2 separate regions of the Mus musculus genome follow, and region 2 is linked to region 1. The links are chromatin loops, found by intact Hi-C in ENCODE. Cell type or tissue: left cerebral cortex. All regions are shown on one strand. Links, peaks and the distances in the headings refer to the core of each region. The heading gives the core; the rest is flanking DNA.

Region 1 (14,711 bases), core at 1-8,000:
GAAGTAGCGTTTCTCTGAACACCGCACTACATTTTCCTCCAACTTGCTTTCTTTTAAAGGAATTTTTTTTAAAGAACCTACCCGCGATGCGCCCCCTACCCGGACTTGGCATCCCTGGGCTGTGCACACCTAGAAACTCCAGGTCCGGGATCTCGTGACCTCCGTCCGACCTGGAGTGACCTCGCCAACCGCCGCGACGGCCCCGCCACACCCCTCGCCCGCCCGATCTCCTCAGCCAGCCACGTACGCCACTTACGCAGCCGGGGCGTCCCCGCCGGCGCCGCCAAACCTGTCGCGTGCATGCTTTAGATGCCACGGCCGAGAACGCCACAGCCGCAGTTTGGAATGGGCCCGCCCGGTTCCCGTAGCCACGCCCCAGTAGTATCGAGAGACCCAATAGGTCTCACGATAGCGCAAGAAAGCCACACCCTCTGGAGGGGGTGCAGCCTGGTTGAGTGGGCGTCGGCTTACATAAGAGGCGGGAACTGAGGCCAATGACGTAAGGGAAGAGGCCGTACCTTAGCGGCAGCAGGGCGGAGCTTGGTGCGATCTAGGAGGAGAAGACTTCAGGCAGGAAGGAAACGTTCCTATTGTTGAGCCCGAAGTCGACGGAAAATGTAGTTCTTTACAGGCAGGCACTCGATTTAGTTAACTGAGAGCACAGGGAGGCTGAAGAAGCGTGAAAGGCGGGGAGAATGATGGATTATTGCAGTTATGCCGGCTCATCTATCGTTTACACAGACGCAGCACTCATTTTTATTATTTATTTATTTATTTATTTGGTTGGTTGGTTGGTTTTTTTCGAGACAGGGTTTCTCTGTGTAGCCTTAGCTGATTTGGAACTCACTCTGTAGACCAGGCTGGCCTGGAACTCACAGAGATCTGTCTGGCTCAGGATTAAAGGAATGCGGCACCAGGGCCCATTTAGGCTGAGAAACAAAGTTTAGCTTAGTGGATCACTTCTGTATTCCCAATACTGAGGAAGCTGAAAAAGAAAGTCATGAGTGGGCTGGTGAGATGGCTCAGCGGGTAAGAGCACTGACTGTCCTTCCAAAGGTCCTGAGTTCAAATCCCAGCAACCACATGGTGGCTCACAACCAACTGTAATGAGATCTGACGCCCTCTTCTGCTGCGTTTGAAGTCAGCTACAGTGTACTTATGTATCATAATAAATAAATCTTTAAAAAAAAAAGTCACGAGTACTGGCTTTGAACATAGTGAGCTCTAGTCTTACAAAAAAAAAAAAAAAAAAAGATTGGGGCTGGTGAGATGGCTCAGTGGGTAAGAGCACCTGACTGCTCTTCCGAAGGTCCAGAGTTCAAATCCCAGCAACCACATGGTGGCTCACAACCATCCGTAACAAGATCTGACTCCCTCTTCTGGTGTGTCTGAAGATAGCTACAGTGTACTTACTATAAATAAAATCTTTAAAAAAAAAAAAAAGATTGAAAAAGAGGCCCTCAGCATATTAGTTCAGAAGAACTGGTAACTTTCTTCGAAGGTACCTTTAGGCAATTTCCCAGAAGTTCATAAAAATGTTCTCACATGGCTCTTTTCCTTCAAGCTTTCTGTCCACCAGAGGTGCATACAGCCCTCACAGTTGAATGCACACAAGCACAACTTTGAGCATAGAACCCTGAAAACTAACTTCCTCCTGTGTGTCCCTCAGTGTCTCTTTTTCTCTTCCTTAGTATGCCCCTACCTCTTTTGATTTGAGAAAGGGCATTACACAGTCTAGGTTGACTTCGAACTCATTAAGGTAAAGACATCCTTGAACCCTGATCTTCCTGCTTCTACCTTCCAAATCCAGGGATTACAGTGTGTGCCACCACGACCCATGGCTGGCCCCTTCTGTCCTTTTTTCTGCTTATCAAAGACAAAAAAAAGTCGGAAATGCCTCTGGGAAGTGATAGCACTCCAGAAGGAGATGGTCAGCAAATGACCCTGTCCTGTGGCTTCCCTTTCCTCTTCTGCAATGGCTCCTTAGGGAGGAAACCTGTGTCAGATGCAGTCCTTTGCTGAGATACATCCACATCATTTTGCTTCGTGTTAGAGTCTGACTCCTAGGCACTACCTCCACTTCTCATTCTCAGCCTTCTTCTTGTCTAAATCCATCTATCTGTGACCTTTTTAAAAAATCAATAAGGCAGACATTTTGGGCTTGCTGTAGGCCTCTTGTGTGAAAAAAAAAATTAAAAATATATATATATATTCATCTGTCTATATATAGGTGTCTGTTGAATCCCTGCGTATTGCAGAATCCTCAAATGTGCATGTCTTTTATATAAATAGTGCAGCTAGGTGTGTTGGCACACACCTGCAATCCCAGCACTCGGGATGTGGTAGCAGGAGGTTCAGAAGTTCAAGACCATCCTTAGGTTTATACTGAGTTCAAGTGAACTACTTAAAATAATCTCCAAAAAAAAAAAAAAAAAAAAAAGAGAGAGAGAGAGAGAGAGCCAGGCGTGGTGGCACGTGCCTTTAGTCCCAGCACTCGGGAGGCAGAGGCAGGCAGATTTCTGAGTTCGAGGCCAGCCTGGTCTACAGAGCAAGTTCCATGACAGCCAGGGCTACACAGAGAAACCTTGTCTCAAATAAGGGGGTGGGGGTGGGGTGGGGCTGGATAGATGGCTGAGCAGTTAAGAGTACTGTCTACTCTTCCAGAGGACCTGGGTTCAGTTCCCAGCACCCACATGGCAGCTCATAACTGTCTATGACTCCAGTTCCAAAGGCTCCAACGGCCTCACACAGACATGCATGCAGGCAAAATACCAATGCACATGAAATAAAAATAAAAATTAATTTAGGGGAAAAAAGCAGGGCGGGATAGGTATAGCAATGGTGGTGCACGCCTTTACTCCCAGCACTGGGGAGGCAGAGGCAGGCAGAGTTCTGAGTCTACAGATCCTGTTTCATGATAGCTAAGGCTACACAGAGAAACCCTGTCTTAGAAAACAAAAGAACTAACAACAAAGAGGTCAGGGATAAATTGGGCTTGTATTTGTATGTAACATGTGTAATCCTTCCACAGACTTTAAATCATTATGTATACATATATGTTACATACACACACACACACATATGTCTACATATAATACTGTTTTCATTTACAGGTGCTGAAGATTAAACTTAGGGTTCCACATGAGCCGAGCAAGAGGTGTACTACTGAGCTTTATACTCAGCCCCGAATATCATTCCACAACATTACTCACCTCTCATTCGGTATACAGCCCAGGTAAATCCTTACATTTCTGTATCGGTTAGGAAACAGTGACATGAAAGCTAGGGCTACACCTCTGTTGGTTGTTTGTGCTGCATCATGAGGCCATGAGTTCAAATCCCACCAGCACAAATGGAAAAAAAGAAAAGATGGATACTGGAAAAAAAAATCTGTACAGTAGTACTGACTCAACTTTTGTTGTTGTTGTTGTTGTTCTTTGGTTTTTCAAGACATAGTTTCTCTGTGTAGCTCTGGGTGTCTTGGAACTAGCTCTGTAGACCATGCTGGCCTTGAACCTTCTGCCTTTTCAGAATTGGGATTAAAGGTGTGTGGTACCACCACCCAGTGTTTGTTTGTTTGAGATAGGGTTTCTCTGTGTAGCTCTGGCTCTCTCTGGTCTACTTACTCTGTAGACCAGGCTGGCCTCAAACTCAGAAATTCACCTGCCTCTGCCTCCCAAGTGCTGGGATTAAAGGCGTGTGCCACCACTGCCTGGCTAGGCTGAGCTTTTAAAAAAATTATTTTCATTTTTTAAGCTGTGTGTGTGTGTGAGAGTATGTAGGGAGTATGTGCACTTGGGTGCAGTTCTTGTAGCGGTCTGTAGAGGGCACTAGATTCCCCCTGGAACTGGAGTGAGCCCTGTAACATGAATGATGTGAACTCAACAATATTCTTTTTTGCTTTTAATCTTTTCAGAGAAGATATTATACATGTTTTTATGTGTGTACGGATCGACAGTTTGCCTGCATGTGGGCCTGGTGCCTTCAGAGGTCAAAAGAGGCGGATCCTCTGGAAAATGAGTTACAGATGGGTGTGAGCGGCCATGTGAGGATGGGAACTGAACCCCGGGTCCTGTGCAAAAGTAGCAAGTGCGCTTAGCTGTTGAGCAGTCTCTCCAGACCTGAGACTTTTGTAATTCTCCTGCCTTTCCCTCCTTTTACTGCTAGGATTATAAGTGAGCACCACCATGGCTGTCTGTTCTGCCTCCTTCTATGTTTGTTTGTGACAGGGTTCTCACATGATCCAGGCTGTTCTTGAACTATGTACCTGAGGGTGGATGGCCTTGTGCCTCCAGTCCTCCTGCCTCTCAGACTCCTCAGTCCTAAGATTACAGACGTGCACTCTTACTCCATTTTGTGTGTGTTTGGTGTGTATACGTGCATCTGTGTGTGGGCATGAGAGTGGGCACTGGCCTAATGGAGGTCTGAGGATACTTACAGGAATCAGTTCTCACCTTCACCATGCTCCAGGGATTGATCTCAGGTCTTTAGGCTTGGTGTGTGTGTGTGTGTGTGTGTGTGTGTGTGTGTGTGTGTAACCACTGATCCATCTGGCCAGTTCCTACATTCTGTTTTCAGCTTTAATTTCCCCTTTGTTTACTGGGAATCGTGTGGGAGGATGAAGGCCTTGATAAAGGGCATATGTACACAGACAGCGCCTGACTAAGTCCAGGGACATTGTAGCTATTGTTGCTGGTTTTTATTATCAGGCATCTCTTCCTACAGACTGCCAGCCCTAAATTGGGCTCTGTCCCAAGAATTACCACAGTTTTATAAATAGAGCTTGTTGCGTGTATCAGAGCTGCGGTCTGGTTGTGGGAGGATTCTGGTCTGCCCTCCACACAGCAGTAAGGAGAGCACTGAGTCCACGTCATAGAGGGACGTGAGGGGACCTACAGGAGAAAAATAAGGGAAACCCTGCTTTCAGTTTTACCTATTAATTTACTATTGAGACAATGTCTCACTTTGTCACCCTGGCTGACCTGGAACTCCCTCTGTAGAGCAAGCTTCCCTCACAGAGCGATCCATCTGCCTCTGTCTCTGCCTCCCAAGTGCTGGGATTAAAGAAGTGAGCCACCCCCTAGGCTACTTACTAGTTTGTTGTTGGTTTTTGTTTTGTTTTGAGACGGGGCTTTGCTGCTCTACCTTTAACTTTTCTAATGTACGTAGGAACATCTCAGCCTCCAGGAAAAGGGAGTCCCTACCCTGGATATAGATATATACATATCTATATACATATCTATATCCAGGTCATCTGCAGAAGCAACTAATACTCTTAGCTATTCTCTCCAGCCACTCCACCACACCTTTTGAGACAGGTATTCACTAGGTAGCCCAGGTTGGCCTGGAGCCGGTGATGGCCCAGTCTATTGCTCAAATGTTAAGGTTATTATGTGCAAGCCACCACAACCACATCCGAAATTTATTTGCTCATTTTTGTGTGTGTTCTGTGTTTCTTGAGACTGTGTCCTACTATGTAGCCCTGGAACTTACTATGTACACAGGCTGGCTTGAACTCAGAAATATAGCTGCCTCTGCCTCCTGAGTGCTGGATAAAAGGGGTGCGCCACCATGAAAGTAAGCAATGTATTGTTTATTTATTGAGACAGAGGTCTTCCAACAATGCCCCCTGACTCCTGGTCAATTATTCCGAAATCGTAGGCCCCTCCCACCCACCCACAACTTATCCCACGTCTTAGTGCCTCAAGCAAACACTGGGTACAGTGCAGAGGCAGGCAGATTTCTAAGTTCCAGGCCATCCTGGTCTACAGAGTGAGACAGGACAGCCAGGGCTACACAGAGAAACCCTGTCTCGAGAAAAAAAAAAAAAAAAAAAAAAAGGTTACAAACAGAAAGCTCCCACTTCGGAGGAGAGTTTCAGATCTGAGTTAAGGAGTCGCGAGGAGGAGAGTTGCAAGGAACTTCAGGCAGGAAAGGACTCCGCAGCCCTTCCCATCCCATTTGACTCCCCGATCCCGGAGCGTCGAACTCCACCCTCCGGTGTCCCTGTACCTACACCAGGTGTTTGGGCGTGCCTCAGTTTCCCAGCGTCAGGGCGTTCCGCCAGCCCCGCTCCTCCCCCTTTTTCCTTTTCCTCTTCCTCTTCGGGGCGTCGGTGGCCGCGCCTGGAGCTCCCGGAACTAAAAGCGGACCTCGGGCGGTGGGCCGGCGGGGGCCACGTCAGCGGGTGTCGGGGCTGTACGGGCACCATGCGGCGGGGCGCGCTCCTGGCTAGCGCCCTGGCCGCCTACGCCGGGTACCTGGCGCTGGGCGCGCTGCTTGTGGCGCGGCTGGAGCGGCCTCACGAAGCCCGGCTGCGGGCAGAACTGGGGACCCTGCGGGAGCAGCTGCTACAGCACAGCCCGTGCGTGGCGGCTCACGCCCTGGATGCCTTCGTGGAGCGGGTGCTGGCGGCCGGACGGCTGGGGCGCGCAGCGCTCGCCAACGCCTCGGGAGCTGCCAACGCTTCGGACCCTGCGTGGGACTTCGCCTCGGCGCTCTTCTTCGCCAGCACGCTTGTCACCACCGTGGGTAAGTGAGTGCTATCCATCACCCAGTCCCAGATAGTGTCCGGACCCCTTAACATACACCTTCATCCCAATCGTCCTGGTGCTCTCAGAACAACCTCCATTCCCAACTGACCCACACTGGCCACAGCTGCCTCATTTGGAGAGCCCTCGTACTACACACCCCAGTTCCCTTGGAATACTTTCTCAGACAGCATCCCCTTTGGTGCCTTTTTGTTTGGTTTTGAGATAGCATGTACCTTTAGGCGCAGGTTGGCTTGGAATTTCATCCTCCTGTCTCAGCCTCCTAAATGCTGGGATTACAGGTGTGGGTCACCAGCCTGGCTCACTCTTGTCTTAATCCTAGGATTATCATAGATGATTGGCAAGGGCCTTGGTAGGGCTTTCCTTGGGTGTCTAACCTCGGGGGCTGTGTTACAATAGGGCTGGCACACCATCTCTTCCAGCCTTGTCTTCTGGCTCCAGATAGGTCCTTTCTGGAACAGCCCACTTTAACTTCCTCCTGAACTCAGTGCCCCAGTGAACTGTGAGTTGAACTCAGGCCTTCATGCATGCTAGTCAGTAATAGCAGGGCAACATTACTGGAGGTCTGTCTTCTAGGAAGAGACCTTAGCCTGACCTGAGACCGGTTCTAGGATCCCTTCCGCTTTGGGCACTCTCCAGCAAGATCCCTGGTCCGGGGACTAACAGACTGACTGAAGGTCCCCCCCTCCCCCCCTCTCCTGGACTTCCTACTCTAACACAGGGCTCCTCCACCCATCTTTACACCTCCCCTGAGTTGTTGGGATTCTCCCAATGTTTTCCACTCTAGACTCAGATTCCTGGATCAGCAGCTCCTACAGCGGGCTGTAAGAATGGCGCGAACCCAGAGCGTCCTCAAGGAAGAACCATTGGCTGATTGGCTGTCCCGCTTGAAATCCTCCAAGTTGAGACTCCTACCCCTAACTACCTCCAGCAAAACCTCTTGCTCTTTTCTTTTTTCTTTTTTTTCTTTTCTTTTTTTTTTCTCTTCTTTCTTTCTTTCTTTTTTTTTTTCTCTTGCCCTTTTCACACCAAGGACTGGTAGTGAGGGTCTCTTTCAGCTCAAGTGAGGAGGGCTGAGGTGTAGCTCGGTGGTAGAACACTTGCCTAGCATGCGTGAGATCCTGAGTTCAACCCTTAGTACTTCAAAAAACAAAACACCTAAACTCATGAATGGGACTCCTATCTCTTCTCTAGACTGTGACCCTACTCAGCGAGAACAAATCCTCACCCCAGGACACAATCCAGACAAAGACTCAATTCTCTCTATCTGCTCTTCCTGGCCATGTAGCTGTCTTTGGCTATTTTGTGGGTTCTTTTTTCCACCCTTTTCAACCCTCTAACACTAGATAAGGGCAAAGAAGGGATAGAGAGGAAAGAGATCCCTGGCTGAAGGCAGGGGTCAGAAAGGGGGCAGCGTTATTGTTAGACTGCTTCCTGCTGATTAGGGCATCGAGTTCCTTGGAGCAAATTTGATCTTCACAGTCAGGATATCCACTTTCTTGTTGTTTCTGCTTTGCACATGACTACATAACAAACCACAGCCAACAGTGACCAACAAACAGCCCACCACACCTCTCAGGGCCCTAGCATTTATATATACCTTTTTAAAAGTCCCCAGAATTCCAGATGTCACACAATCACAGAAACTACCTGCATCTGGCAAAATCACGACCCTGCTAGAGCATGAGACAAATCATAGTCAGCTGCTGTGGACAGTCAGAAGCAGCCCCATATCCCTATACCTGGGATTAAAACAAAAACATATTCTTATATTTCTGTGATCTTTATAAAAAAATATTCTAAAATTGTCATTATACCACCCACGTGACCAACATGCTCACTGAGGATTCCCCAAACAGGGGGGATGTCCTGGAGTTGGACCTCCTTCACACCCCATAGCTGTGACTTCCCGAGACATGACACCCTCTCTATCTGGAACATTCAGGGTCCTCTCTGACAGAGACCCCCTGCCCCCCAAAAGCATTACTCACTCCACTTGACACCCAGAAGACACCTTAGCGATGTCTACCTCACTCTTTCCTTCAGATGCCCTGGGCTCAGGAGCTCTGGCTGCAGGAGAACTCACACAATCCAGACGATATCTGTTGGTGCCTCCTATGAAACCAGGGCCCCAAGGTCTTATTTACAACCAGGATCCTGGTCTTGATTTAAGGTTATGGACTCCTCAGCTGGGCATGGTGGGATACACCTCGGTACTCAGGAGGTGGAAGCAAGAGGGTCAGCCAGAACTACGTGAGACCCTGTCTCAACAAGACAAGACAGGACAAGGGAGAAGCCAGGGGGGGGGAAGGTGCTATGAGAAACCGGATTCCAAGTCCCAGCAGTCGCGCAGATGCTGAGCGTGGCTATGCAAGCCTGCTACTCCAGCCTCAGCGTAGACACAGGCACTGTCTTGGGGCTGGAGTCAGCAAGCTTCTGGTTCAGTAATAAGCCGAGGAGGGAATGAGCAGACATCAGACGTGCCCCTCTGGCCTCTGTACACACCTATGCGCATACATTCACGCAACACACACACACAAATATTAGCGCTGTGCAGAGGCCCATTCAGGTAGGACGCTCTCTACCTGCACCCCCCAGCCCTGAAGAACTCTGGGAAATTCCTCTCAGAAAGTCCCTTCTGTCCTCCTACCACAGACCTGGGAAACCCCTCTGCCCGCTCGCTCGCTCAGAGGCCAGGTTCTGCTGCTCCCCAGTTCCCTGAGGTGACTTTTAGGGACTTGAAACAGGGTGGAGGCTGAGCCACAATCAATTGCCTCTCTGGCTGGAAGCAGCATTAGAGTTATGGATAGCTTTTGTCCCCCACTTGAGGTGCTCATTGCATGTGACCAGCAAACTGAGGTCCTTGGCAATAGAGCTGGGTGTCTCTTCAAAGAAAACAAGGAACTGGTCTCCCCTGAGGCTAGCACTCCCCCAAGCTTCCTGGGCCGGCTTGACCTGCTCCCAGAAGTCCTTGCATCATAGTCTCTCCTCAGATTTCTCACTTCTGACAGGTTGTCTCTGGTGCTGGTAGACTGGCAGGTGAGGGGAGTGGGACACGCGACAGGCTCAGCCTGGATGAGTAGCTGCATCCTCAGTTATGAAGTGAGATCACAAGTTTCTCAGCCAGAGCATAGCAGGGTCTCACTACATTTTAATTCAGGCAATGCAACAGCCTTGTGAGGTAGCTGCCACTTGTTTGTCTGTCTATCTGTCTGTCTGTCTGTCTATAAAGCTAAGGCCCAGTAAAGTTGGCCAACTTGGGCATAGTCACACAGATAGGATAGTATAGACATTGTGGCACATGTTTTTAGTCCTAGCAGCCAGAGGCAGAAGCAGCAGGATTGTTACAAGTAAGTTCAAGGCCAGCCTGGACTACAGAGTGAGACCCTGACTCAAACAAAACAAAACAAAACAATCCAACCATAACAAAATAACATTACTGAAGCTGCTGACAGAGGCCGGGGGAGCTGGGGAAATAGAAAGCCAAGTGGTTCTAGCCGTGACTTGGTGAAATGGTCTACACCAGGTGCCTTGGTCCTAATGGAGCTGGTGGATAAATCTGATCCCATCTGCTACTGTGGGTGATACCTCTGGCTTCAAGTCCAGAGCACAGGGCTCTGTTTTGCTCCTTGTGTTCTGCTGCTCTGAGATTTTTGGTTCCACCAAACTGTGCAGGACTTTTTGAGGTCAGTTCTGAAAGCCAGCCTGTACAGTTAGAGGGAACAGGGAAGTACCTTCTTAGAGCCGGTTCATATAGCTTAGCATGCAAAAAAAGTGATGATGCAGCCAGGCTTGGTGGCTCAGGCTCGTAGTCCCAGCTATCAGAAGGCTGGAGGAGGAGGATCCTGATTTCAAGGCCTGCCTAGGGGGTTTTGTGAGATGCTGTCTTAAGATATGAAGTAAAAGCTGGGCGTGGTGGCACACGCCTTTAATCCCAGCACTAGGGAGGCAGAGGCAGGTGGATTCTGAGTTTGAGGCCAGCCTGGTCTACAGAGTGAGTTCCAGGGCAGCCAGGGCTATACAGAGAAACCCTGTCTCGAAAAACAAAACAACAACAACAACAAAAAGATATGAAGTAAAAAGAAGCCTGCCCTAGAATACACCAGGGGAAACCAGGGCTTGACTCGGCCAGCAGTAGATTCTTCAGAAAAATCATTAGTAAGGGACATGGTGTGTGTGTGTGTGTGTCCTAAAATAACTCAACACTTGAATATATCAAAACAGTATACCTCATGACCATTGATGGAAGATTACTAAAATAAAACACCAAGATAAAGGAGAGGATTTCTGGGAGCAGGGCACAGGAAAGGATGCCTGGGTGAATAAGGCTGGGTATGGCAGCTCACATGGGCCATCTCAGCATCCAGAAGGCTGAAGCCATGTGGTTAAGGGCACTTTCTGCCCTTGCAGAGGTCCCAGGTCACCCTCATGATAGCTTGACTGTAACTCCAGTTCCCGGGGATCTGGTCTCTCTTCTGACTTCCGCAGACTCTTACATACATTTGGTGTACATACATATACACAGAGACACACACTAAAATTAAAAAGAATCTAGAGCAGGTGGATTGCTATGAGTTAAGGCCACCCAGAATGAGACCCAGCCCCCAAAAGACAAAAGTGAAAAAGTTTTTTTGTTGTTGTTGTTAAATAGATGTAAGAAAAGGTTATAAGCCGGGCGTGGTGCCACACACCTGTAATCCCAGCGCTCAGGAGGCAGAGGCAGGCAGATTTCTGAGTTCGAGGTCAGCCTGGTCTACAGAGTGAGTTCCAGGAGAGCCAGGGCTACACAGAGAAACCCTGTCTGGAAAAACAAAACAAACAAACAAAAAAACAAAAAGAAAAGGCTATCATAAAACCCATTATTTTATACAATTAATACATGCTAATTGAAAGGTTACAAAAAGTCCCAGATGTGTTTGCGTGCCTGTAATCCTAGCCCGTAAGGAGGAGAGTATTTGTCTGAATGTATGTATGGGTATCACATGCATGCCTGATGATAGGCATCACTCGGAAGGCAGAGGCAGGCAGGAGTTACAGATGGTTGTGAACCACCCTGTAGGTGCTGGAAATCCAACTTGGGACCTCTGGTAGAGCAACAAGTACTCTTAACCAGTGAGCCATCTCTCCAGCCCCCTAAAATATATCTAATAACAACAACAACAATAATAGAAGGCATAAAGGATTTCTTACTAAACTTGGCTCATGAAGGTTCTCCCCCTCCCTGAAGCCTGGGGCTTCCTTCATGCTACACAGGGACTCTACTACTCCCACTGCTGCATGCTCTATGCTAACAAAATTCTTTTTTTTTTTTTTTTTTTTTTTGAGTTAGGGTCTGCCCATGTAGCCCACTCTAGTTTCCTGTGTCCTGAGCTTACAGGGATGGAGCACCATGCCTGGCTTCCCAAGGAGTCTTCCTGTTCCCTGGGGATATATGACAGATCCTCTGTGTGTGACATCCATCACAGGAGAACAGGGCTCTGAGGACTACACTGGGGGATCAGTCCATGGGAATAGCTGGTAGTCGTTGTGGATGTCTACAGTGCCCCAGGTAGCATTATCACAGTGAGTCAAGCTGGGAGTCCTAACTACCTGGAGAAATGAACAAATTCAACATCCTTAAAACCTCTTTCCATATTGCACTTCACTTCATCAGAAGGCAAGGATTTCAAAGACTTGGAAACTGCTGTTGATTTGGGCAGTCTCAGTGCTGCTAAAGGCAGAAAATGGGTGACAAGAAGCAGTCCTACCAGGGAAAGATAGAAGGTTACAGTCCTTGTAGCTGGCTGGGTGTGTGGCTCAGTGGTAGAGCCCCTGCCTAGAATCCCCCAGTGAGAGGCTGGGGGCGTGGCTTAGTGGTAGAGCCCCTGCCTAGAATCCCCCAGTGAGGGGCTGGGGGCGTGGCTCAGTGGTAGAGCCCTTGCCTAGAATCCCCCAGTGAGGGGCTGGGGGCGTGGCTCAGTGGTAGAGCCCTTGCCTAGAATCCCCCAGTGAGGGGCTGGGGGCACATTGAGTGCTTACATGGCTGCATCAGTCTATGGGTTTGATGTCCCAGAATTTGGGGAAAAAGTTTTTTAAAATGTGAATAACTCAAAGCAAGTCCAGAAGGTTTATTTAAAGGATTTTCCCTGGGCGTCAGAAGGAACCACAACTCTTGGATGGAGATGTCACGACTGAAATTAGGGAGGGTGGGGGGAGGGGGAGCAGTAGGGTTGCGGGGAGCTTAGGCCTCAAGCTGTGGAGGTGCCAGTGTACAGGAGGACTCTTATTCCCACAGGCTATGGCTACACGACCCCACTGACAGATGCTGGCAAAGCCTTCTCCATCGTCTTTGCACTCCTGGGCGTGCCTATCACCATGCTACTTCTGACTGCCTCAGCCCAGCGCCTGTCACTGCTGCTCACCCACGCACCCCTGTCCTGGCTGAGCCTGCACTGGGGCTGGCCCCCGCAGCGGGCAGCCCGCTGGCACCTGGTGGCCCTGCTGATGGTCATAGTGGCTATATTCTTCCTGGTACCGGCCGCGGTCTTCGCCTACCTTGAAGAGGCCTGGAGTTTTCTGGATGCTTTCTATTTCTGCTTCATCTCTCTGTCCACCATTGGCCTAGGGGACTACGTGCCTGGGGAAGCCCCAGGCCAGCCTTACCGGGCCCTCTACAAGGTGCTTGTCACAGGTGAGCTGGAAAGCTGGCTGGGCACCTGTGGGTTGGCAGTGGGGGCTGGGGGTGGGCAGAGAAACAGCCCTCTTCTAAGAGGTGTTGAAGGGGTTCCAAGAACCACCCAGCTGCCCCAAAGAAGAGGCCACATCCTTGCTGCCCTGGAGCCTGAGCTGAAAGCTGAGCCATCAACTTGCCGCTTCCCCGTCTCCCCTCCCCCATGTCTACAGCGTACCTCTTCCTCGGCCTGGTTGCCATGGTGCTCGTGTTGCAGACTTTCCGCCGTGTTTCCGACCTCCATGGCCTCACAGAACTCATCTTGCTGCCCGATCCGGACCCTGCCAGCCTCAGCCAGGATGAGGATGATCAGGTGGCCGTTCTGGATGCCCGGACAGATCTACATCAGCACCTCTCTGCTGCCTCCCACGCTGACTACGCCTCCATCCCCAGGTAGCTGTCGACCTGGACACACCTGGGCAGGGGCTTTGAGCCCCATGTGACTAGATCAACTGGAATGCCCAGACACACTCTCCTGTCTTTTCACAGAGCTCCACTGGGAGGTGAGGAGTAGTCCCTCTGCTCCTATGTCCTCTGCTCCTCAGGGCACTGACACAGTCATTTTCTCCTCCTTCCTTTTCTCCCTTTTCTTCTCAGACTCAGACCACGTGGGCTTTCTGACTTTGTTGGTGAGAGTAGTGGTTTATACAATTTTTTTGTTTTGTTTTGTTCTTGTTGTTTTTCTATGTCTCGCTCTCTTGCATAGCTCATCCGGCACACCTAGTTCTTCTGGGCTCTGGGCCTGGACTCCACTTTAGCCTCTGTATTAGTGGCTTTGTCTTGGCCAAATGATTTCCCCATTCTAAACCTTTATATCCCAGCCATAAGATGCAAAGAATGTTCAAACTCATCCACAGACCTTCACTTCTGCCATGCTTTTCTGTGCTAGGCACACAGTAGTAGATGTGGCTTGGGCTCTGCTCTTATTGGGGTGACCAGCCAGTGAGGTAAACTGACTGACTTGCTGTCCCTTGATGGTGACAAACTCCAGTGGGCACTGGAAGAGGCAGAGTGGTCAGGACTGAGGAGTGGACCTGAAATGTCCAGGTGGGCTTTCCTGGAAAACGGGACAAGAACTAACCCAAGACCTGCCAGTCAAGAGAAGAAATTCTGCCTTCTTCTCAGGTGTCTATGGGCCGTAGGGCCTGTGGGAAGAGGCCTGCAAGGGGCCAGCATCTCCCTCAACGACTTAACAGGCAAGGAACTGACCCAGGATATGAGCCCAGATCCAAGTGGCGTGAGAGGGGTAACTTAGCCTGGTCCTATGGTGATGCTCTGTGTACCGGGGCACTGACTGATGGCCTTTCTGGGCATGCCCTGTAACTGGGCCATATTTTGCCAATGCATTTGGACAGTCACTCTACCTTTGGGACTCTGTGTCTGCTAAATGGGGAATCATAATGCTACTCCAAAAGTTGACATCAACCAGGTGCAGTACTGGGTACCAGTAG
Region 2 (14,889 bases), core at 4,181-12,180, 66 kb after region 1:
CATCCAGACCAATGTCTACATCAAACACCCTGTTTCCCTCGAGCAAGTAAGGCTGGGCAGGGGAAGGGAGATCCTGGGTGAGGTGGGTGGTACCAGTTTAGATTGTGGGAGGGCTTCCTGGAAGAATGATCAGCCATTTTCAATCCACCAACTCTTTTTGGTTTTTGGTTTTTGGTTTTGTTTTGTTTTTTGTTTTTCGAGACAGGGTTTCTCTGTGTACTCCTGACTGTCCTGGAACTCACTTTGTAGACCAGGGTTGCCTCGAACTCAGAAATCCACCTGCCTCTGCCTCCCGAGTGCTGGGATTAAAGGTGTGCGCCACCAGTTCTTTTAACCAGCAAAACATATATGTGCCAGGCACCAGGAAAGGTTTTCATGTTAAGGCAAATCAAACAGACGAAACCCCTAATCTAGAATCCATGAAGTGTGGAGGCAGATAAGTACCAAAAGAATGAGGTACCTGTGTGGGATGTGAGGCATTGTTACGAGGACCTGGGCTTGGGAGCGGTCAGAGAGGGTCTGAAAGGGCTAAGAGGTCCTCTGGCAGAGGCAGTTTGTGTCCTGAGGCACAAACCTCCTGCCATATTTTAAAGACAGCAAAGAAGACAGTGGAAGAAGGCCGGTAAGTCAGGGGTGAGGCGTGGGAGCTGAGGCCTGCAAAGTACTATGCTGTGAGAAGGACGGCCGAGTGGCCCGTGGGCCAGCAGTTGATGTATATGGAATGGGAGCTGGGGTCAATATACCTTCTTCTCCCCTTATAATTGGAGGTTAGATGCCAGTTTGGAGGAGGCTGCCAGGGTGAGTGTGTAAGCCAGGTGGTGCTTCTTGGAAGTGGAGAAGCGAGGGTGTTATGGTAGAGCAGGGATTGGGAGGCACCAAGGGAGCAAGAAAAGCCTGTGCCACTCCATCCTCTTCCTCTTCTCCATTGGCTTTGGCAGTACCTCATGGAGGGTAGCTACAACAAGGTATTCCTGGCTAAGGGGAACATCCCTGCCGAAAGCTACACCTTCTTCATTGACATCCTGCTGGATACCATCAGGTATGTGGGGTCCAGGCCCCAGACTTCCTGGCCTTGTTAGTCCCCTACATGCCACACTGCCTGATGCCTATGATTGACGCCCTGGTGTTTCTCATAGTGTATTGCCCCAGTCCCAACCCCTCTAGGGGCTACAATCAGAACCTTGTATAAACTAAAGGAATGCTCTGCTGCTGAGCTGCCCTCAGGGTTTCGTGTAGCCGAGGCTGGCCATGACCCTGTGCCTCCATCTCCCACAGTGCAGGCTGGGATTACAAACACCTGGTCTTTGTGGTGCTGGGGGTAGAACCCAGGCATTCTAGACAAGCTCTCTTGTTTGTTCATACAAGAACCTCCTCTAGACATCTGAAGAAGGGTGCTGTGTTCTTTTGAAGGTTCCTATGTGAAAAGGCTTACTCAGAGACTGAGCTGTGGGTCCCTTCTGGCCCATGCCTGCTTTGTGACTGGTCAAGTTAGTCTCCTCTCTCTCAGCCCTCAGTACTGGAATCAGTCATTGGAAGACAGGGTCTGGGAAGTTGTCTGCCCAGTGATGATAACTGTTGCCTTCCCACAGGGATGAAATCGCAGGATGCATTGAGAAGGCCTATGAGAAAATCCTTTTTGCTGAGGCTACCCGGATCCTCTTCTTCAGCACACCCAAAAAGATGACAGACTATGCCAAGAAGGTGGCTGGAGTGTGGGACAAGGGACTGTGATGAGGGTTGGGGGATGGAGGGTATTGTTCCCTGTCCTAACAGTGCCAGTGCACTGTGTGATAGTCGAGGGGGACATCAGCAGAACAAAGACTGCCCATGACTAAACCTAGGCAAGTGGCTCAGCCTCTCTGAGCTTGCTGGCCTTTCCATAGAGAGAGGCTAGGGTCTGACAGACGTGTGGAGCCAGCCTAGCACAGCAGCTGGCCCCTGCTCTAAGGAATACCGCATCTTGACTTTGCCCCAAGAACTCCTTAGAAAGCAGCAACTTGTTGGTAATGGTTACACTGCTTCATTTGAGTGGAACAGTGCCCCCAGGGATGTTGACCCTTGCTGCCCAGTGACCTTGGTGTCCCAGGAGGCAGGAGAGGAGGCTGGGCAGTAAGGCACCAGCTCAAGAGCAGGCTGTCAGGGCCAGTGTGAGGAGTGGTGGTGCCGGCCGCTTACTGTGGACCAAATGAGTGTTTGCTCAGAGGCTTCATAAGTCCTCTAGACCCATCTTAAACATGGGGAAACTGAGGCACAGAGTGGCAGTAATCCATGACAAAAGGAGCCATGGTACACTGGGAGGTAGCTGCATAGGGTGGGGAGCAGCCTGTGGGGTCACCTACCTATTTCTCATCTCTCTTTCTTCAGCGAGGTTGGGTGCTGGGCCCTAACAACTACTACAGCTTTGCCAGCCAGCAGCAGAAGCCAGAAGACAGCACCATCCCCTCTACTGAACTGGCCAAACAAGTCATCGAGTATGCCCGGCAGCTGGAGATGATTGTCTGAGGCTTGACCAGGGCGGTGGATATGGCTAGTCCAACAAACCCAGTATAGGCTGGCCTTCAATAAAGGCAGATTAACCTCTAATGGGCCCGAGTCTCCCCAGTGTGATGGTGGAGATAAATTGCTCCTGGAGATTTGGGAGTTTGCGAAGCGTTTCCCAGTTGTCATTGCTCTGGGTTTTAAGTATAGATGCCCGGTGGCCCACAGGAGAGCACAGGCCCAGACTGAGGGACTCTTCTATCCAGCTGTGGATGCGTTTTGGTGTTGGGCCAGGGACTAGATTTTTTTTCCCCAGTGAAGCACCGTGTGTCTCAGTTTTAAAAAAATGTTGGCCGTGGATTAAATAATTTTTAAAATGAGACATGAAACTGACTTTGTCTATGGGCTACCATTTGAGCCCTCTGTAATAAATGGTATGAATCCTGATATGAGTGTATCCAGTCTGGCCCCCTTGAGCCAACATTGTAATTTAGACTAGACAGGCCCACTAGCCGGTTTCTTGCTTTGAAGTTCTTGGGAAACTGTCCAAGTCTAGCCAAGCCACCTGTCCAGTTGGTTGTCCTCACTGCTGATCCAAAGTGACCCATGACCTTGGCTCAGCCACAGCACTAATAGAATGAAGAATACCCCAGTCCTGGACCAGCCACCTCAAGTGGTAATGGACAGGCAGTTAGGCAACTTGTAGACTGGGTACTTTATTGGCGAGGAGGGTGAGGCCGAGGGGGTTGGGCAGTCGCACTCAGGTAGAATGGGTGGCCTGCAAGTCGTAGTGCTCCAGGCCCGCTACTAGGGAGCCAGCCAGCTTGACAGTGGCCACCCACGGTGGCTCGCTCAGGTGGTTGGTAGGTGTGCTCAGCCTGAGAAGGTGAATTGACAGGGTCTGTCTTGTGTCGTCTGTGGCTTCACTTCCCCCTGAAGGCTGTCCTGCCATAGGTTCCCAAGGGCATTCAGGGGCAGAGGTACATCCATATAGAATGGGAAGGAGTGTGAGTCTAAGCCCCCAGAGGAGGTTTTGTCTGTAACCAGGCCTGGCAACCAAATCCAGGGGCTTAGTATAGTAGCAGAGGTGGCAAAGGGGCCAAAGCCTTGGTCTCAAGTGGGTGGGAGGGTTGTAATGGGGTACGGGCACTGGGAGTTTCAATGGGACCAGGCAAATTGGAGGCTTACTAATCCACCCTCAGGTCCCAGAAACACAGTTGTTTCCTTTCCCCATCTCTGATAAACCATCTTTCCTGCCCTCAGGGATGGAGTCAAGGCAGTGACTAGGGTCAGGCCAGCAGGAAGGCTAAGATAATAAAGACCCAGGGTCAGCTTGGCATCCAGAATACCAAGAGGTTGAGCTAAGGCCAGGAAAGGGCCAAGGCTCCTAGGGCTCAGCTAAGTTAAGGTCCAGGTAACTTGTGGGTCAGCCTATGGTTAAGACGCCAAAGCGTGTAATCTTATTCCATCCAGGTTAAATAGGTGCAGGACTTGGAGTGTGCCCTCTCCTTCCAACTCCCCAATCTCCCTCACCAGGCAGACACGTTGCGTGGCAGCCGACGGTGACGACGTTGATGGCGGCAGTAGCACTTGCAGGGACAGGAATTAAGCACCTCGAAAGGCGGCCAGTGCCTTGCTGTTCCCTTGTTAGAGGCCCCAGCTGTGGAGGTTCCGTTGCTACCACCGCCACCCCCTCCACTGCTGCTGTCAGTCACCGGAGCCGTATTCGGTTCTCGAGGGCCATCTCCAGAAGTCCCTTCTTCACGGATAACACCCCGGGCCGCTCGGGGACCTTTGTTCCTGCGTGTACGAGTCTTGGGTTGGGGCATTGGCGGTGACAGCTCAGCGGTGGCGGTTGCTGGAACTTGGGATGTGACTGTGGCTGGAGTTGCAGCTGGGACCTGGTCGGCAGCTGCAGTTGGGGATAAAGTGGAGGGAGGGGTGGGAGCCAAGGCTGACTCTAAGTGGCCAGGGCCTGGGGTCGGCGGACGGGCCACCAGTATCGGCGTCCTTGGGAGCGCTGGTGGCTGTGGTGTGGGTGGTGGCGCCGGTGGTGGCGTGGCTGGTGGCGTGGGTGGTGGTGGCGGCAGAGGAGGTATCTGCTGTGGACTTGGAGGCACTGGGCGAACAGGCTCGCCATTGTTTGGCGCTGGGAAGATGAACATGGGTGGTGCCAACAAGGCAGGTGTGGGCCTCCGAGGCCCTGAAGATGGATGTGTCTGACCTGACCTGGGTGGAGGGGATCCCCAAGGCCCTGAGAGCGTGGTCGTGCGCCGTCGGGGTGCCCCGATTCCCCCGACAGCCCCATTGAATCGGAAATGCCGTTCAGTGCCATCAGGAGGGCTCACCCAGTCGAATTTGGGCTTTGAACCTGGGAAGGTGGTGTAAGGGGGCGGCGGTAGAGCCCGGGCAAGGGGAGCAGGCACCGAAGGGGGACCAGAACACCCTTCGCCATCTCCGTCACCACCCTCGGTTTCCTGAGCTGCACGAGGGACCTCTCCCAAGGGACGAGTGGCTCCAGGAGGGACCTCTCCCAAGGGACGAGTGGCTCCAGGAGGTTGGGGCCCTTGCTTCAGGACCTCAGCATAGGAGATGGCCCCAGAAGAGGCAAACAGTCCGCCACCACCGGCCCCGGGTGAGGCTTTGGCTGCTAAGGGACCCGAGGCCGATGTGGGGGACAAATGGGGCCCCGACTTGAAGGTGACTTTACACAGCAGACTCAGGCCAGACTCGGAAGTAGCAGACCGAGCCATTTCGCCCTCTCCAGCTTGGGGAGGTACCCCTCCGTGGGCTCCCCCGGCCGCCTGACCCTCGCTGCTGTGTCTGACCTGACTTTCTGTGGGGCTTGTGGCCGACGAGGCCAGAGTGATTCTGCGGCTCAGGGGCTGCGGATCGCAAGTTGATGGTGCTGGCGGTAGTTGTTTCCGAGGTTCCAGGGGCGTCGGAGGTGGGGCTGGGGCCCTCAGGACCGGGTCTTTTTCGGTCAGTTGCCGGGGCAGCGGTGGCAGCGGGCGGAGGCTTGGAGGGTCACCCTGACCACGATGGCTCGCCTCCAGAAGACCGCGGATCCGAGGCACTGAAGTGCCCGTGGGTTTTCGCCACTTAGATGGCGCAGGCAGCAGGGTCCCCACGGGGGGCGGGGGTGGTGTGGAGACCGCAGCCGCCTCCTCTGGAGGGGGTGTCACTGGCGAGGGCAGTTCTAAGGTCAGGGGCAGGGGCGAGGATGAGGCCTGGGGCTCCGGGGGTATCAGGAGTCCCGGGGGCCCGGAACTGCCAGGGAACCAGACGCCCAGCCCTCGAGCCAGGCGCATGGCAGGGGATGAGGGGGTCACCTCGGGCTCCACTAGAGGCGTCCTGCGGGAGTCGGAGGCGCGGTCTGAGGCCTGCTCTTTTCGGGAACCCCCGCCCGCGGACGGCTCCGACTGCACGTTCCCCATTTTTGAAGAAGGTCGGGGACTGTGGTTAAAAAAACTTTCACCAGTCAGTCGGCGGGTTCTGCGGGGACTCCACGGCTCAGGCTGTTCTTGGACTGCCCCTGTCTGCATTGGTCTGCCCTGTCCTCCAATATTATCTCAGCCCCCGGCTCTTAAGTCTTCAGTTCTCCGATTCGCCATGGTCACGCCCCCTTCCCCATGGTCTCAAGGCTGCAGTTCTTACTCTTCGAACCTAACTTCTTAGTGTACAAAGGCGCCAACCCTGATCCCTTGGATCACATCCCTAACACTTTTGCCACTCCCGGGATCTCCAGGCTCCAGGAGTCAGTCTCGCCAGCCTCTCTGTTGAAAGTTTCAAACCACATGGGTAATGATGGTTATGCCCAATAGCCAACAATGAATTCACGCTTCTCTTTCAACACTAGTCTAACCAGGCCCCGCCCCATTCTCTAGTCGCTCCTGATTGTCAAGAATCCGGCCATATCCTCGCCCCTCACCGCCCCGGATCAGGTCCGTCTCTGCCTAACAAATACCTGGGACTGTGATCTAATTAGTTCCCTAGTCCTTCAGTCCTAACCCTCCGATCACCCACCGTCTCTCTGTGTCGATCATTTGGATCCCTCCCTCTTCCTAGCCAGCAACAAATCCTCAAGCCTCTTAAACTTTTCCCGCTTGGCGTTTGTGACAGATCTTAACTTAGGCTCCACCCCTTTCCTAAAGCTCCGCCCAGCTCCGCCTCTTAAGTGGACCCAACTCACCGACTCCTCCAGCCGACCAAAGATCAGATCACTGCCCCGTGGGCCCAAGGCAGGGCGGGGAACGGCCGTAGCAGAAAATAACCGAAAAGAACGGGTGTGCGGGTGAAGGCAAGTGGGCGAGACAGCGAGGACGACCCCCGAGATCTAGGCCCCGCCCCGAGCTCGAGGCCCTGCCCCCTGCAAGCCAGCTTGAGTGCAGCCCTTCAAACCTGGATCACCCTTAGAAAAATACAGAAAACTCTTCATAGTGGGTAGGCAGGCCCCTTCTCATTAAGCCCCACCCCTTTATAATGCCACACCCCTCTCTCTTAAGCCCCTCCCCGGACCCCCACCCATGGCAAACACTTGCTACATAGCTCCTCCTTTTGAGCCTCTTATTTGACCTGTCACTAAGGAAATTTATGTCCAAGCTCCGCCTTGCTAAGTCCAGGCAGCATCTCTTTCTAAGACCCTGTCTTTCCTGGGATGGCTCAGAAGGTCCACCCGCCCGCCCCTTCCGTGACGCACCCTCTCAGTTCCTTCAGCGTCCAAACCTCCTTCCTTACTCAGGCTCCCAGGCCCCTCCCCTTTTCGAACCCTGCCAGGCATCCCGCCCCTCCCATTCAGAGCCCTGACCGTGGACCACCTTCTCTCTAGAACCTTGGGACCAGGGTCTATTTCTGTTCCCTTCTCATATCATCAGGGACCAACCGTTCAGATAAGTGGAAAAGTGGGGATTCCCTTCTGGGTCCCGAGAAAATGGGGGCTATAGATGTTCGTTGTAGCCCTAGCCGGGCTCTAGGACCCAGCGGGCATGTACGCCTGCCTTGCTTCTACCCCTCCCCCAAGCCGCCCCCTCCCCCACACACATCTTCCAGGTTCCCCCTCCCTCCCCCCTCGCCCCGGCTCCCGGTGCCCGTCTCCAGCGCCGCCGGAGCCAGTGAGGGAGCGGGAGAGAAGAGGAGGAGGAGGAGGAGGAGGAGGAGGAGGCCGCGTCGCCGCCGCTCGGAGCCCGGCCGGAGCCTCCCAGGCAGGTGCCCAGAGTGGCGAGGGGGCGGGGGGCTGACGAGACTGCCTGCCAGGGTGAGGGGGCAGCCTGGATCGCATCTGTAATCCTCTGCCCACCCTTGCACCCTGCGGACACAAGCTGGGAGAACAAGAGGGGTGGGGGCACCAAACTACGCGGTAGCCATTTGGGGTGCCAATCTCCATTTGGGGGTCCTGGACTTCTTCCGAGGATGCCCCATTCACAAAATTCTGTCGTGGACCCTCGCCATTGAGGAACTCTGATGACTACTCTCCCCGGGAAAATAGATGTGTGGGAGCATAGGACACCCCAAGATCTCAGTGCCCTATCTCAGCTAGGCCTTTGGGGGGGACCCCAGCCCTCTTTCCCCGCTTCACCTGTTGTTGGGGGAGGCGGGCGGACAAAGGAAGCAGTGTCACGTGACTGCTCATTCACAAAATCCCATCCCATTGAGAAAAGGGGGCTGGGGGCGCTGTGGCCGCCCCTTCCCCTCCTGAACGGCTGGGGAAACCCGACATCCTGCAGGTGGGGGAGGGGGCTAGAACTCGTTGCCTGGGCTCATAAGGTTGGGACTTCATGCTCCATGAGCCTGGGACAGTGGGGCTGAATGGTAATCCTGATTGCTGGGCGGAGGGCTACATCCCCTAAACTGGGGGCGGGGTAAAATGTTTCTGAAGGATGGCGGGGGGCGGGGGGGTGAGGGGCTGGATCATTATCTCCCCTCCCATCTCTCTTGGCTTCCCTCAACTGAGACCAACCGGAGCAGCCTTGATTTTTGTGAATGAAATGCTCCTTGTATCTTTTCGGTCTCCGGTTGCTGGTTTTCTCTGCCTCCATCTCCTTCTCGGCCTCTCTTTCTGGCCATTTCTGGTTCTCTCTCTGCTCCCTGCCCATCTCCTGGTTGCTGGGTGACTCAGTGAGCTTTGCATCCGGTCTCATTCATAAATCCGGGAAGGGGGGGGGGGGAGAGAAGCCAGGTTTCTCACCCAGTTAGTGGCCTGGGTGACTAGGGTGCGGAGGCAGTGTTGGGGGCACTGAAGCTGAGTTGATGAGTCCAGAGAAAATATATATGCGCAGGAATCCAGCTGTGAGAGGGGACAATGGGTGGGGCTATGGGTTTGTGATGAGAGGGAAGGAGACTGGGGTTGAGGGGGATGAGCTGTAGGGGGAGGGGAAGTGGCAAACCCAGGCTAAGGGGGTGGAGATAAGGGAAGGTGCTGAAGAGGTGGGGATGGCGAGAAAAGGTAGATACGAAAAAGGATGGTGGGCAAGATGTCACTAAGAAGAAAGAAGCCATGATAGAAGAAAGTGGGCAAGGGGTGGGTGTACTGGTGGCTTGAGGGTGAGGTAAATCCAGAGGTAAGGGATAAAAGACGAGGGCAGGGTTAGGGAGAACGCTCAAACCGGGAACAAGATTTGAGTTCACGGCCTGTGTTGTTTCTGTCCTCCCCACCTCCTCCAGGTACATGGTGCGGGTCCGAGCCGTGGTGATGGCCCGAGATGACTCCAGTGGGGGCTGGCTGCCTGTGGGGGGCGGGGGCCTCAGCCAGGTGAGCGTATGTCGGGTCCGAGGGGCCAGGCCCGAGGGGGGGGCCCGCCAGGGGCACTACGTCATCCACGGGGAGCGGCTTCGGGACCAGAAAGTGAGCCACCCTGGGGTGTGGGAGTGGGATGAGCCCTGGGGAAGGAGGGCTGGGGCTGGGGAGGGGGTGGCAAGGAAAGGTTACGCTGTCCCTCTGCCACTGGGACTCAAAGTGGGCCGTGGGTTGGAGTTTGGAATAAATAATCTGGTTTGTGAATTAAGAGCTGGGATTTGGGGGTGGGGTGAAGGATTAGGAAGCTCCTGTCCTCTGCTTCTCTGGCTGTTCAATCAGCTATTTCGGTAATGGCCTTCCTGCCCCATTCGGTTGTGTTCCTCGTCTAACCCTGGTCCATTCCACAACGACCCAGCTCACACCCAACTCCTATCATGTCCCCTTTCTGTTCAGAATCCTCCTCTGGCTCCATCTTATTCACAGATGCTCACCAGGAGATCGCAACCAAGTGGCCCTTGTCTGCCCTAAGTATCTGGAGGCGTTTGCAGGGTCTGCTTAGAAGTGGTTGAATGTAGTTGACAGTCCTATGTCACGTGCTCCTAATCTCCACACTAGGGATGTTGTAGCAGGAGGATAGGATTGTAAGGGTCGGGGCCAGCCTGGGCTAGGTAGTGAGAACTTATCTAAAACAAAAAACTTGGGGAAGGGATACATCTCAGAGCAGGGCATCAGGAACAGTGTAGAGGAAGTGTTGATGTCAGACAAGAACATGAAGGGAACACAAGGGGTGGTCAGCATCCAGTAGACTGTATAGAAGGTAACTATCTCTGGGTAAGTTTTCCAGGAATTATTGAGGCTTCAGAAAGGAACTGGTTGTAATATTTTGATGTGCTCAGTACAATGTAAATAATGCTTTTTCTTCAATCAAAAGAGGAATCGTTAGGGTATGAGAAAAGGTTAGGTTTTTTTTTTTTTTTTGTTTTTGTTTTTTTTTTTAACATTTAATAAGATTTGAGGTTCCTATTGGGACATCAAAGGAAGAAATCCGATAGGCATAGAAATGAAAGGACTGAAGGAATATTGTAGAATCAGAGATACATCTCCTAAAATGAGGGCATATTAGTGTCCAGGTACACCTGGTGTTGGGATGCTGGAGTGTACAGAGGGGCTAAGTTTAGCTGACCTGGCCCCTTCCTGCCCCTCAGACCACCTTGGAGTGTACCCTGAGGCCAGGTTTGGTTTACAACAAAGTGAATCCCATCTTCCACCATTGGAGCTTGGGGGACTGCAAGTTTGGGCTGACGTTTCAGAGTCCTGCAGAAGCGGATGAGTTCCAGAAGAGCCTGCTGGCTGCGCTGGCTGCCCTGAGTCGAGGTCAGTGGTCCAGGCACACACAACCAGGCTTGGGAACAGAACGGGAGAATCTGGGGTCTGGGGACTCACTTCTTCCTTTCTCCCCACCCTAGGTTCGCTGACTCCTTCCTCTTCCTCTTCCTCCTCCTCCCCTTCCCAGGACACTGCAGAGACTCCCTGCCCTCTGACGGTGAGTCTTGGGATCCCACTCCCATGGGAGGGCAGAGGGTTGGTTCTAGTCTATAAATATTCCTGAATACTTGCTGTGTAGTCTGCAGAAGGCCACATGCTAGGGACACAAAATCAGGCCCATATGGATAATGCCATTTCAGCCATGGTTGTGCTAGTTTTCCTATTCTTGTATCTCCAGCTATCAATTTATCTTTTGAGATAGGGTCTAATGTAGCCCAGGCCAACCTCAAGCTCAATATGTATCTGATGATAATCTTGATTTCATTTCTCTTGAATGCTGGAATTACTGGTGTGTCACCAGGTGTGGCTTCCTGTTTTGTCATGATCCATACATTTTGTTCAAGTGCTAAAAAGCGCACACACCAGGCAGTGTTTTAGGCACCAGGGATATATAAGTCAGCAAAACAAGCTTTCCCTTTTCTTGGTGCTTTAGAGAAAAAGACAAAATATAAAAAGAAATAAATGTTAAAATAAATACACAGACAAGTGAATTGCTAATTCCTTTTGTTTTGGTTTTCCGAGACAAGAGTTTTTCTGTGTAGCCCTGGCTGTCCTGGAACCTGCTCTGTAGACCAGGCTGGCCTGGAATTCAGAGATCCACTTCCCTCTACCTCCCAAGTGCTGGGATTAAAGGCGTGCACCAAAACCACCCTTGTATGAATTGATAATTCTATCTTCTACTTACTGCTCAAGCTGCAGGCTTGTAAATTTGGAGTCATCTTTGACTCCATTGTTCATTTGTTTATTTGTTGGGTTTTTTTGGGGGGGGGGGACAGGGTCTTACTACACAGCCCAGGTCATGTGACCCAGGGACAGATGATGTGGGATCTTAAATCTTATATGCTACTGCAAGGGCGTGTTCCTTTACCTTGAGTGATGTTGCCTTAGAGGGCACTGAGTGAAGAGAGGGTGTGATGGCAGCTAATCATCAGTAGAATCCCCTGGCTCTGTTGGAGAAACTGATGATAGGCAGGAGAGGGGCTAATGATGAGAAACTGATAGGTTTGTTAGGAGATGAAGCTAGCCTGGATCTCATGATCCTTCTATCCCAGTCTCCCAAGAGTGGGGTTACAGGCACATCACCACGCTGGCTGAGTCTTGTGTTTTCCTGCTTTCCATAGAATCTGTCACAGTATTGGGTCTGCTTTCTTTTTCAAAAAAACCTTTTTTTTTATATATGTTTATGAGTGCTTTGCAGACATGCGCGCGCACGCGTGTGCACACACACAGTGGTGCTATTATCAATGGCTGAGTTTGATCATAGCCTTTCCCCATTCAGAACCTTCCCATGGCACATAGGATAGGATCTATCTGGGTCTGGGCTGCTCTGCCCCTCACCTTCTGGTCACTCCAGACTCCTCCTCACTATCATTGCAACAGGGTTGGTGTATTCCTGTCCTGGGACCCTTATGTCCAGAACACATCTTCAGATCTGGCCTGATCTTTTCTTTTGAGGTTTTATACAAATGTCTTCTTGGTGTCTTCACTGAGCAACCTATTTAAGATTGCATTCTCAGGCCGGGATGTGACTTGCTTAGTGAAATGCTTGCCTAGCATGCACAGAGATCTGGTTTTGATTCCCCAGCTGGCATCTGTAATCCCAGCACTAGTGAGATGGAGTCAGGAGGTCAAAATTCAAGGTCATCCTTGGGCTATTACAGATTTGAAGCCAGCTTGGAATATATAGAACATTTTCTCCAGGTAGACACACACCTTTATATCTCAGCACTTGGGAGGCAAGAAGCAGGTGGCAGGAGGATTTCTGTGGGTTTGAGGCCAGCCTGGTCTACATTCAGGACTACATAGAAAAACCCTGTCTCAATGAACAAACGAAACCGTTGCACGTCACCACCACTCCCCAGTTACAATCGCCAAAGTACCTTATTTGGTTCTAATCCCCTCCCCCTTCTAAATCAGTTTTCTTTCTTTTTTTAAAAACTAATCATTTATTTATTTATTTATTTATTTATTTATTTATTTATTTATTTATTATTATTTTTTTTGAGACAGGGTTTCTCTGTATAGTCCTGGCTGTCCTGGAACTCACTTTGTAGACCAGGCTGGCCTCGAACTCAGAAATCCACCTGCCTTTGCCTCCTGAGTGCTAGGATTAAAGGCGTGTGCCACCACGCCCAGCCTTTATTTTTATTTTCATGTGCATGCATGTATGCATGAGGGTGTTGGATTACCTGCAACTGCCATGTGGTTGCTGGGGATTGAACCTGGGTCCTCTGGGAGAGCATTCCACGCTCTTGACCTCTGAGCCATCTCGCTGGCCCTCTAAGACAGTTTCTTACCTGTTAGTTTCCTGCCCTTTCTCTATGCTAGCATGTCAGCTCCCAGAAGCCACGGATCTTTTGCCAGTACCTTGCTTCACCTCCAGTCCCTAAAACAGTGCCCAGTACATGGTGAGTGTTAGGCAGATGGGCCAAGTGCATTGAATTGAGTGATAATAATACGGAGATCAACAAAACTATTTCCTTGGGTCAAAGAGAATCTCAAGGTCATGAGGGATGGAGGTGGCCTTCCAGCAGTCACACACAGTTCCTGTGTATGGGACTCTTCTGGCATGCGGTGGTGGTCAGTGGATATAGACTGGAGGCTGTGAACAGATGAGGTAGGAGGTTTTACAGGAAAGGGAGCAGAGGCCTGGGAAGTGGGGTTTCAGCTAGTAAAGTATGACGCCTGGTCTGGGTGGAAGAAAGGTGTCCAGGCAAGCAAACTATCCTTTTGAGCTGTAGTGGAAACGAAGCTGCAAGGTACTGGCGGGCCAAGGAAGTGTGCTTCTGGGAAGGAAGGTATAGTGTATAGTAGTTTGGTGTTCTATTAGGAGTCTAGTAAAAACGGTGCCCATATCCAGAGGTCTGGGTGGCACACACCTATAATCCCAGCTGCTCCTGAGGGAAGGCAAGATGATCTTGAGTTTGAGGCCTGGCCTAAGTGAGCAAGGGTGGTGAGTTTGACATAGTGGAATCTGCCAGTGAAAGGCTGGGGGAGTGGCTAAATGGTAGCTGTTTACCCACAATCCACTAGCAAGGGGCTAGGATTAGGGACAGCTATTGCTGAGAGCACCAGCTAGAGACTGTATTGAGAGAGGTGGCTCAGCTGTAGAGGGTGCTGTAAGAGACAGTGTCCTCACATCCTTAAGAATAGATACTATGATGACCCCCCATTTAAGAGCAGACACTTGGGCTCTTAGGTGAGCTCACTTGTCACACAACCAGTCAGTGGCAGAGCAAAGGTTTGAGCTCAGACCTCCTGGCTGCAGAACACTTGTTCTGCATAGAAGGGAGGTCTATGTAAGGGGATCTTTCTTTGGTTGGGGAACTCCCCTGCACTGAGGTCTCACCAATCTCCCGCAGTCCCACGTGGACAGCGACTCCTCCTCCAGTCACAGCCGCCAGGAGACTCCTCCCACAGCTCCCATTGCCACAGTGGAGTCAGCAGCTGCCTTCCCACTGGCCACGCCCCCACAAAGGCGCCGCTCCTCTGCTCAGGTATGACCTCCTCTGCCCTCCTGCCCGTCAGCAGTAAACCTGAATAGAATTGGACAGCTCCCTAAGCTGTCTGCTGCTGAAGCCCCACTGAGTGATAAGGACTGAGCTGAAAGTGGTAGTGGAATAGAAAGGGCCTGGGTTTGGGGCTGAGGTTTGTAACTCAGCAATAGAGTGCTTGTCTAGCAAGTGGGAAGGTGTTGGAGGCGCTGGGTTGGGAACAAAGACTCATGGACTCCCGAGAGCTGGTAGGAACTTCCAAGTGTCTCTAGCTTTCTGGGAGATTTGAGGGCTGCCTAGTTTATGCAGGGACTTGTGGGATGACGTGGATAGGTTTTCTAGTGTGTTAGAAGATGCTGGTACTATGGAAGGACTTCTTAAGACTGTTTACTTTATCCTGAAGGAGGGACTTGGGGTTGAGTGTGACCCAACTGGGAAATCTTAAGCCATGAGGCCCTTAAGGTGTGTGTTTGCTGCCTACCTTGTTCTGTTTCTGCGGGCATGAGGAACCCCGAGCCCAAGAGAGTTCAAAGGAACACAGTCCCTTCTGACTGATGCCTTCTGTTTGCATTCTGGGATTTTGGGTCTTCTGAACCTGGGTAGCTTATGGGTATTGAGTAAGTTGCAAATGTCCTTAAC

The links. A loop is a pair of places that touch in the nucleus more often than their neighbours do. Peaks named below come from ENCODE experiments on the same cell type or tissue, not always from the same donor. Only the 100,000 strongest peaks of a DNase experiment are listed, where the experiment ranks them.
Region 2: it touches region 1 in a loop (2.3-fold over the local background); 6 of 42 quality-filtered maps call a loop at or near these places.

Annotation. Positions count from the first base shown.
Region 1 is chr7:29,223,982-29,238,692 of GRCm38, reverse strand. Kcnk6 (potassium inwardly-rectifying channel, subfamily K, member 6) reads left to right here and starts at 6,171. Exons shown (of 3, transcript NM_001033525.3): 1 at 6,171-6,531; 2 at 12,826-13,221; 3 at 13,434-14,711. The coding sequence starts at 6,210. The coding sequence ends at 13,657. Yif1b (Yip1 interacting factor homolog B (S. cerevisiae)) reads right to left here and starts at 370. Exons shown (of 8, transcript NM_001110201.1): 1 at 257-370. The coding sequence starts at 302. In left cerebral cortex, for the core only: CTCF peaks have their summits at 111, 1,139 (motif pointing left) and 3,807 (motif pointing right); DNase peaks (open chromatin) are centred at 959, 4,765, 6,135, 6,370 and 1 more place; H3K4me3 peaks cover 2,029 bases; H3K27ac peaks cover 1,470 bases.
Region 2 is chr7:29,162,223-29,177,111 of GRCm38, reverse strand. Spred3 (sprouty-related EVH1 domain containing 3) reads left to right here and starts at 8,465. Exons shown (of 6, transcript NM_182927.3): 1 at 8,465-8,592; 2 at 9,139-9,319; 3 at 10,417-10,585; 4 at 10,678-10,754; 5 at 14,119-14,253. The coding sequence starts at 9,143. Ggn (gametogenetin) reads right to left here and starts at 6,902. Exons shown (of 3, transcript NM_001358852.1): 1 at 6,671-6,902; 2 at 4,012-5,934; 3 at 3,179-3,356. The coding sequence starts at 5,915. The coding sequence ends at 3,239. Psmd8 (proteasome (prosome, macropain) 26S subunit, non-ATPase, 8) reads left to right here. Exons shown (of 7, transcript NM_026545.3): 4 at 1-46; 5 at 939-1,039; 6 at 1,590-1,701; 7 at 2,365-2,925. The coding sequence ends at 2,502. In left cerebral cortex, for the core only: no CTCF peak of the experiment used is centred there; DNase peaks (open chromatin) are centred at 7,206, 8,173, 8,620, 8,736 and 2 more places; H3K4me3 peaks cover 3,389 bases; H3K27ac peaks cover 1,706 bases.